Linked DNA regions of Homo sapiens: regions 1 and 3 are each linked to region 2. A link is an interaction called in ENCODE POLR2A ChIA-PET data of the cell type or tissue named here. Cell type or tissue: OCI-LY7. All regions are shown on one strand.

Evidence for each region. Peaks named below come from ENCODE experiments on the same cell type or tissue, not always from the same donor. Only the 100,000 strongest peaks of a DNase experiment are listed, where the experiment ranks them.
Region 1: POLR2A ChIA-PET joins it to region 2 with 10 read pairs; 5 of 35 experiments call an interaction of 5 or more read pairs at or near these places.
Region 3: POLR2A ChIA-PET joins it to region 2 with 20 read pairs; 7 of 35 experiments call an interaction of 5 or more read pairs at or near these places.

The regions. Positions count from the first base shown.
Region 1 is chr11:128,730,082-128,732,581 of GRCh38, forward strand. The region is part of intron 1 of FLI1 (Fli-1 proto-oncogene, ETS transcription factor); the gene reads left to right. Among named protein-coding and RNA genes, the nearest start is that of SENCR, 35 kb to the left of the region's middle. In OCI-LY7, no CTCF peak of the experiment used is centred here; DNase peaks (open chromatin) are centred at 1,080 and 2,440; H3K4me3 peaks cover 2,286 bases; H3K27ac peaks cover 2,500 bases.
Region 2 is chr11:128,518,243-128,520,742 of GRCh38, forward strand. All of the region lies in intron 3 of ETS1 (ETS proto-oncogene 1, transcription factor), which reads right to left. Among named protein-coding and RNA genes, the nearest start is that of MIR6090, 2.9 kb to the right of the region's middle. In OCI-LY7, no CTCF peak of the experiment used is centred here; DNase peaks (open chromatin) are centred at 389, 1,379 and 1,859; H3K4me3 peaks cover 2,500 bases; H3K27ac peaks cover 2,500 bases.
Region 3 is chr11:128,724,615-128,727,114 of GRCh38, forward strand. The region is part of intron 1 of FLI1 (Fli-1 proto-oncogene, ETS transcription factor); the gene reads left to right. Among named protein-coding and RNA genes, the nearest start is that of SENCR, 30 kb to the left of the region's middle. RefSeq lists enhancers at 1,116-1,195, 1,236-1,405, 1,652-2,151, 2,176-2,275, 2,296-2,355. In OCI-LY7, no CTCF peak of the experiment used is centred here; DNase peaks (open chromatin) are centred at 1,147, 1,497 and 2,307; H3K4me3 peaks cover 2,462 bases; H3K27ac peaks cover 2,500 bases.

The sequences.
Region 1 (2,500 bases), 210 kb after region 2:
AGAAAAGTCGAAAATCTTGAAATCTGGATTCTTTCTGTTCTCAAGTCCCACTCTGATTTGTATATTATCACCACCTTGACTATGCCTACCTTGTATTGTGCATTTGTTAAGTGTGTACTGTGTTAAAAACTTTACTTATATCCTCTCATTCCATCCTCACAACCCTATTTTACAGATGAAAACTGGAATCTCAAAGAGGTTTCCTAATTGGCTGAGGTCACCCAGACTGCGGGTGTAGGCCACACGTTTACGCTCACCTTTGTGGGTCAGCCTCTCAGTAGCTGCGCTGCTCATCCTATTCATTTCTGTGCTTACTCAATAGGGAGAAGAGCTGGGTAAGGAGCAAATCGGTGCTACTAAAGTCAGGCTCAGTATCAAGAACATGCATTCTATTCTAGAATGCTGATAAATACACTGGCAGTCCCAGAAAGTCACTTCCAAAGCAGTAAAGAAGGGCTCTGGAACAGACACATGTTTTCATTTCTTTTTGAAGGCTTCCCTTTGAGAACAAAGGTGGTCTGTGGTGCTGGGCCCTTCAAGCCCTGACACCCACTCCTTTTGTCTCTGCCTCTTGGGATCTTGGGAGAGCTACACCAAGGGCTGCGTGATGGATACACCACGAAGGGGTGTATTTATTTATTTGCCAGGGAAATGTATTAGGGAGAAGCAAAGACTAATTAATGATTTTCAAGGGAAACTCAATCTATGGAATGAATGGTTTTCCCAATGGGCTGTATTTAGAGGCTCACAGAAATCCTGCATGCTTCCATTGCCGTTTCCCATCCTTTCTTAGCCTTTGCTGAATGTGTCCGGAAATCTTTTGCAAAAGAAAAGGCACCAGTCTGTTTGCCTTGAAAATGAAGAAACCAAAAGGTGTAACATCCTTCTTCCTTCTCAGGTGGAGTAGTTAATTTTACAAGTGCTTCGAGAGGTCCTGAGGAAAAGGCACATGCCATCATGTCCTCTCCCCGTGAAAGAAGTTCATAATAATCTGTGCAAAACAGCACCTTTGGATAAGTTCAATGTGGCTATATATAGACGCTTGGCCGTTTCCTGTTGCTCTTGCAGCTTGCACAGGTTTGAAGGTAGGGTGAGGCTGTGACCATAAGCCACACGGTGACATGTACATTAGCCATGCCCTCTGCTTCCTGTGCTGCTTATGACCTGGGCTGGACTAACCCCAGCACTGCTCAGGGGCAGGGAGCCCTTAGGACCTAAATGTGGGGGGGTTGGTGAGTTTGCTCTCATCTTCTCTGAGCACAGGTTGCCTGGCTGCAGATAGATGGTGCAAAACACACCAGCGAGCCAGTGTGCTTGTCTAACGGTCTGCTCGTGTAACTTTTGCACCACAAAACAAGAGGTCAAGTATGAAAGGGTGGTTAACAAATTGAGCAGCCCTTTTTTTTTTCTGTTAAAGGGGCCGTGTCAGAAAAAACAAACAAAAAACAAAAACAAAACAAAAAACAAAAATAAAACAAAAAACAAACAAAAAAACCCTTCCTGAGTGAACTTGCATGAAAAATCATTTGGCAAAACCCAAAGTTCATAGCCATGTGCTGAAAAGCCATCATGCTAGAAACGGTCATCGTGATTTGACCTCAGAACCGTCTCCTATTTTAAGATTTCAAAATGCTTAAGTAGATGGGGCGCAGCGGCTCAGGCCTGTAATCCAGCACTTTGGGAGGCGGAGGCGGGCAAATCACTTGAGGTCAGGAGTTCGAGATCAGCCTGGCCAACATGGCAAAACCTTGTCTCTAATAAAAATACAAAAATTAGCTTAGTGTGGTGGCACACGCCTGTAATTCCAGCCACTTCGGAGGCTGAGGCAGGAGAATCACTTCGAACCGGGAGGCGGAGGTTGCAGTGAGCCGAGATCGTGCCACTGTGCTCCAGGCTGGTGGACAGAGCGAGACTCCATCTCAAAAAAAAAAAGAAAAGAAAAGAAAAGAAACAAAAATTGCTTAACTAGACATGTCATGCAATTTTGGAGAAGAGATGAGTGGTAAATGTGACTCCAGCTTTACTAAACAGTGAAATAAATTAAGGCACCAAAGCATGCTGAGCCTTGTCTAAAATCCTATAGCAGAAGAGGCCAGAAAAAAATTCACTGGTTCCCTTCTTTCTCCATCCATTCAGCCAATCAGTACCAGATTATTCTCCAGCTATCTTCCCCCCTTCTCATCTAGGACATCTAAGGTAGAACCGTGCATCTTAAAAAAGCTTTTCAGGAAATTCTGATGGGCAGACAGAACCAACGTGAGTCTATGTCATTTTGACTCTCATGTTCTATATGGGCTGCTAAATAAAAACTTTGAAAGTCTTTCATGTGACAAATAGTTTTGGAGTGCATACTCTGCCAGGCATTGTGCTAAGTCCTTGGGGACACAGGTGAACAAAACAGAGGAAGACCCTGCCTCCATTGAGTGTAGTCCAATGGGAGAGCGACACAAATCACACTTTTGCATAGGTGAATATCTAATTATACATGTGGTAGGTATTA
Region 2 (2,500 bases):
GTGAAAAGGTCCTCCTTAACTTTACTCTTCTTTCCCTCTAAAATAATAGATTATCAGGAGGTACATAACACAGCCACCTTATCTTCTAACAAACATTCAAGGGCCTCTGAAAATTCTACACTGATCAGGATCATTTTTTGTTGACTTGCTCTGTAGTTAACTGCTAAATAGTATTTATTATGGATCAGGCACTGTTTTAAGATTTTGCACATATTCATAGATTTAATCCTGATATTCATCCTATGAAGTAGAATGATTGTACTCATTTTATAGATGCAGAAGCTGGAGCACAGAGAGATTAAGTCATTTGTCCAAAGTCACACAGCTGCTAAGTGGCCGAGCTGAGATTCAAATCCAGACAGGCTGGCTCCAGAGTCTCTGCTCTGAACCATAGAGCTCTTTAGTCTCTAATGGAGTATGGTCGGCGGGGATCTGGGAGCACAGTGAGCAAGTGATCTAATAGACTGGGCAGCTCTGCCCTTCTTTCTTGTCTACACTGATGAAGAAACAAAGACTGACCAAGCTGAGCAAGGACAAAGCTTCTTCCTATCTCTAAGTATAACGCATGTTCCCGATGGATGTACACCCTCTGCTGAGGGCGGGTGGGGTGAGAGGCTGATCCTTTTATTCTTATAGAACAGCAAGTATCCAGGATTAGAGCTCCTGCTCTTATCTGGACATTAAGCTCACCTCACCAAGAAGGTAGAGCAGAGTGTTGAAGGAAAGGAAAAATTAAGTGGCTTGGGAATGTGTTGGCTTTGGCACCTGGCCCCTTCACAGCAGGCTCCACCAGGAGAGAACCAGGAGTGAACCCAATGGCTATATTTGTTTTTAAGCTATTTAAGATCCTTGCAATCACACTGTTGCAATCAAATAGCATATCCCACCTTACTCTTACACTTGCAAGGAAAAGTCAATTCTACTGTTATTTCAGAGTATATGTTAATTTAGCACTTAACGCTGTCAAACTCCTGTGAAGTCTCAAAATAGAATAAAAGTGCATAAAGGTTCTTGGTCAGGTCCTAGCCAGGAAAACAAATAATCCAGGTCTTGCGGCTCCTGTTTGGACACCCCACTTTCTTACTGCCTCTCTTTGGCACTCATGAATTTGGGAGGGGGTGGGGAGAAAATTCTGGTTTAATCATTTAAGCCAGATAAGATCCCACACTAGCTGTCTCCACACATAAGAAACTAAGCAACCCAAAGAAATCATTCTGACAAATATTTAAGTCACAGCTGTGGATAAAAAGCTACGCTGTGAGAAGTTAAACTTTAAACACATGTCCTATATGGTCTGATGGGCAAGGCAAATCCGCACTTAGCCAATGTCTTGTCCTTCCACTAACAAAAGCAGACAGCCCTGGCCAGAAACACCGTTTCTCCCATCCTTGCTTTGCACCTGCAAGTTAAGTCTCAGCTGAGGTTTCTTTGCTGAGCTTTTGGAAGGTATCTTGCAACATTACTCAAAGCAATATACATTGCGAAGTTAGAAACAGGAATTGATTGTACTTCAGCCACTGGCTCACTACATATTTTTATGTCAATTATTTACCTTTCCTGTGACTCTATTTTCCTCTCTGAGGTATGGGCATAATGTTCGCATATAAGCAACTAAAGGTCCAGAAAAAAAAAAGTTGATTATAGTCTATATATTTTTTCAAGTTTTTGTCTTTATTTTTTCCAAGATAATAAATAATGGTGCTAGAAATCAAACCTCTTTACAATGAATGGCAGAAGACTGCCCAATTTCTTTGGCCAGTTGAAATTTTGTTGTATCGAAGTTCACATACAAAAGATGACCAATGGCTTGGAAATCTTTTTTGAAAAAGAAAGCCATTGCAAATATGCTTATTATAATGGACGCTGACTGTAGCGTTAGGCCTTATTGTTCCCATTTTACAGAATAGAAAGCTAAAGAAAGTTACTTGCCCAGAGCTTATTTTTAATCAGTAACTGAAATGACGGCACCATATACATTGTCTCTAATATTTAATATTAAATTACCAAAAAAATTGCCTCAGCTGTTCACTGTGATCTGAAACATGTGTTGCCAGGGCTCTTTTTCATTCCCAGGATGAAAGATCCCTTGTAGGTATGTGGACTGACATATCGACACGATATTTCCCAGATGACCAAATCTGTCTCTTCCCCCATAAACACCCATAACAACACATATAAACAAGCTGTTCTTAAGGAAAGGACCTATTAGTTGAGTTTATATCTTTGATGTGAACTATCTTTTCACTTCTATATATGGTTTCAATCAACTGACAAACAGAACTCATTCTAGCTTCCTCGAACCCCCAAACACAACCATCATAGAAACAGCATTTCTGAATTGTAGGCCTAAGTGCCTTAAATGTCTCCATGGTTCCAGCTGCGCTCTCAGCATTGCTCCCACCACCATCATCCTTGCGAGGAGACAAAATCTCAGCCTTCTGTGCACAGCAGCCCTGGAGCTGAATGTCAGGGGACCCAGAGGGAGGGGACGTGACCTACA
Region 3 (2,500 bases), 210 kb after region 2:
GCCTACACTGCCTGAGCCTCATGGGACCCTAAATAAGTTTGGTAAGGAATGAGTGGTGAGAAAGGGTGAGGAGAAACAAGAGCACACATCGTCTTGATACGGGATCTAAATGGGTGCATGGTTCTAGGAGAGGCACAAGGGTTTATGGAGGTAGAGATTCCCAGTGTCCCAGATTTGTTTCTTCACTCTCAGGTCAAAGCAGGCCTTATTTAGGAGGCCCAGTCATTCCTCATTTCCCTTCCTTGGTAATATCACTACGATTCTCTCTCCTCCCACTGGCCAAAGTGTTTGATTAAGCCTGCAGAGAATGATGGGGTTCAGTAAGAATGCCAGCAAAGAGACGGCATAAAAGCCACCCAGAATGGGGCTGACAGCGTGGCCTCTTGATAGTCCCCCATGCTCTGTCCAGGGGGAGGATGCTAGGCTGAGACTCTAGGTGTTCTCGTAGTTTCGATAAAAACTATAATTGACCACCACAAGTACCAGTGGATGTGTGAGGGTGAGGGGAGAGCTGAAGATGAGTAGTTTGTTCTGATTTCAGTTTATTTTGGGCTCTTCTAGCCTCAAGTCTGTGTTCAGCTAAAGATATATGGCTGCATAGGCAAAGGGACCTGTTAGGTGAGCCTGAAGGTGATTCTTGCATAATTCTCAGAAACTCAATCAAGGTCTTCCTGTATCTCCCGCTTCCTCCCCTTTCTCCTGCCTCCAACCTGCACATGTCAGTGCATCCACATGCACACACATTCAAGCAGGACATAAGGCGGCCGGCCGGTCCACTTCAGATCATAACCAAAAGTCTTGGCCCCTCACCACTCACCTGTCAGCCTCAGGCAGCCAGGGACCCAGCATGGGAGGCACACCTCATGAGAACTACCCCAATGCTCAAGTGCCCGCAAATGCCCACAAACCCTTAAATGTGTCTAGGAACCTTTCACCAACTGAAGCCTGACTGCAAGATGAAGGAAGGACCTTTGGAATGTAATAAATGATTTCTAAAAAGACATCTCATCATCCTTTCTTTCATTCTCTCTCCCTCTCTCTCTCTCTCTGTGTGTGTGTGTTTGTGTGTGTGTGTGTGTGTCTGAGTTGCCTCAGGGCTGGTGGTTTCAAAACTAGCAGCTGCAAACTTATGAAGGGAAAAAAAAACCCAAACCACAAAACCCCGTCTTGTGAAAACTGTGTGCCAGTCTAAAAGTGGCAGTCCGTGCAGGAGAAAAAGCCTGTCAACGTTCAGGGCAGAAGCAGGCAGTGTGAGATCACAGCTGGCTCTTGACAGTGAGGAGGAATTCAAATGTGTCCTGGGCATGGGGACAGTAGGGGACAAGGACAAGGCAGAAGAGAAGCCGGAGGGGACTGAGGAGTCCAGATCCTGGCTGGCCAGGGGAGGCCTCTCTGGAATGGCTCCGTGCTTCAGCTGAGCCCTCTGAAAAATTCAGCTTCCCAGATGCAAATCAGACCAGCTGCTACTATCACATTACTGAGTCTTCTTCCAGAACCCCCGAGGTCCGGTCTCCCCTCTCCATCCACTCAGAAGCTTCTGAAGCATGACTGGCAGACATAAATCTCCCCCAACCGCTGGCTCAGCCCCCCTGCCCTCCCCTGAAGCTGACACCCACCCATGCTCCCCTGTGTAGGCTCACCTTTCAGAACACTCCCGATTACACATTAAGACGCTGCCCCAACCCAGCCCCAGACTCCTACTCTATGGCTAGTTTCAACCTACAACTCAATCCAGGGGTGCAGGGGGCTGGGGGTGCAACCGGGAAGCCCAAGGGAAGATCCACTTGGAGAGAATGAGGGTCCTGCCTGGCCCCAAGGCTGGACAGAGGAAATCCTCAGGTGTCATCAAAGATGAAGACTGGAGAAGGAGAGTTCCTGGAGGGACACTAACCAGCCTGGCTATTTCTCCTGCCACCCTCCCACCCCCCTACCCCCACCCCCGCCTAAGCTCCATACCAATGGCCTCTGGCCAGAACAAAGTGGATACTTGAGTCACTTGGCTAGATAGTTGGGCGGTGCCCTCTTTTGTATAGGAAAGGCAGGCCATCCATAGGCCCACAGACAGAGACAGAGGAGGCCAAGCCCCAGAGACCACAGTGGAACAAGTGTCTTGGGGTGCTTTGCCCATAGGTGCAGCTTAATGAAGGACAGCCAGAGGACACGGTTGTAAAAACAGGGCAGCAGAAATCTATGTGAATATTATAAGTATTTGAGGAGAAGCAAAGTTAGTGAAGTGATCAAAACGGAATGGGGTTAATGACAGAACGCTTCAAGGAGGAAGTTAAGTTCTGAAGGAGGGGAGGGACAACGGCTGGGGCAGAGGGGGGAAGAGGAAGTGTGTTCTGCAGGGGAGGGTGCTGTGTCTTTGGGAAGGGCAATACTGATTGCATGGTGGCCCTGGGAGCTGTGCCACTCTTGAAGGTCCTGCCTGGCGTTAATATTTGGATATATTTTCAAAGAGGGAGAATCCTCTTCTGTATTAGTAATAGGCATGTCCGTA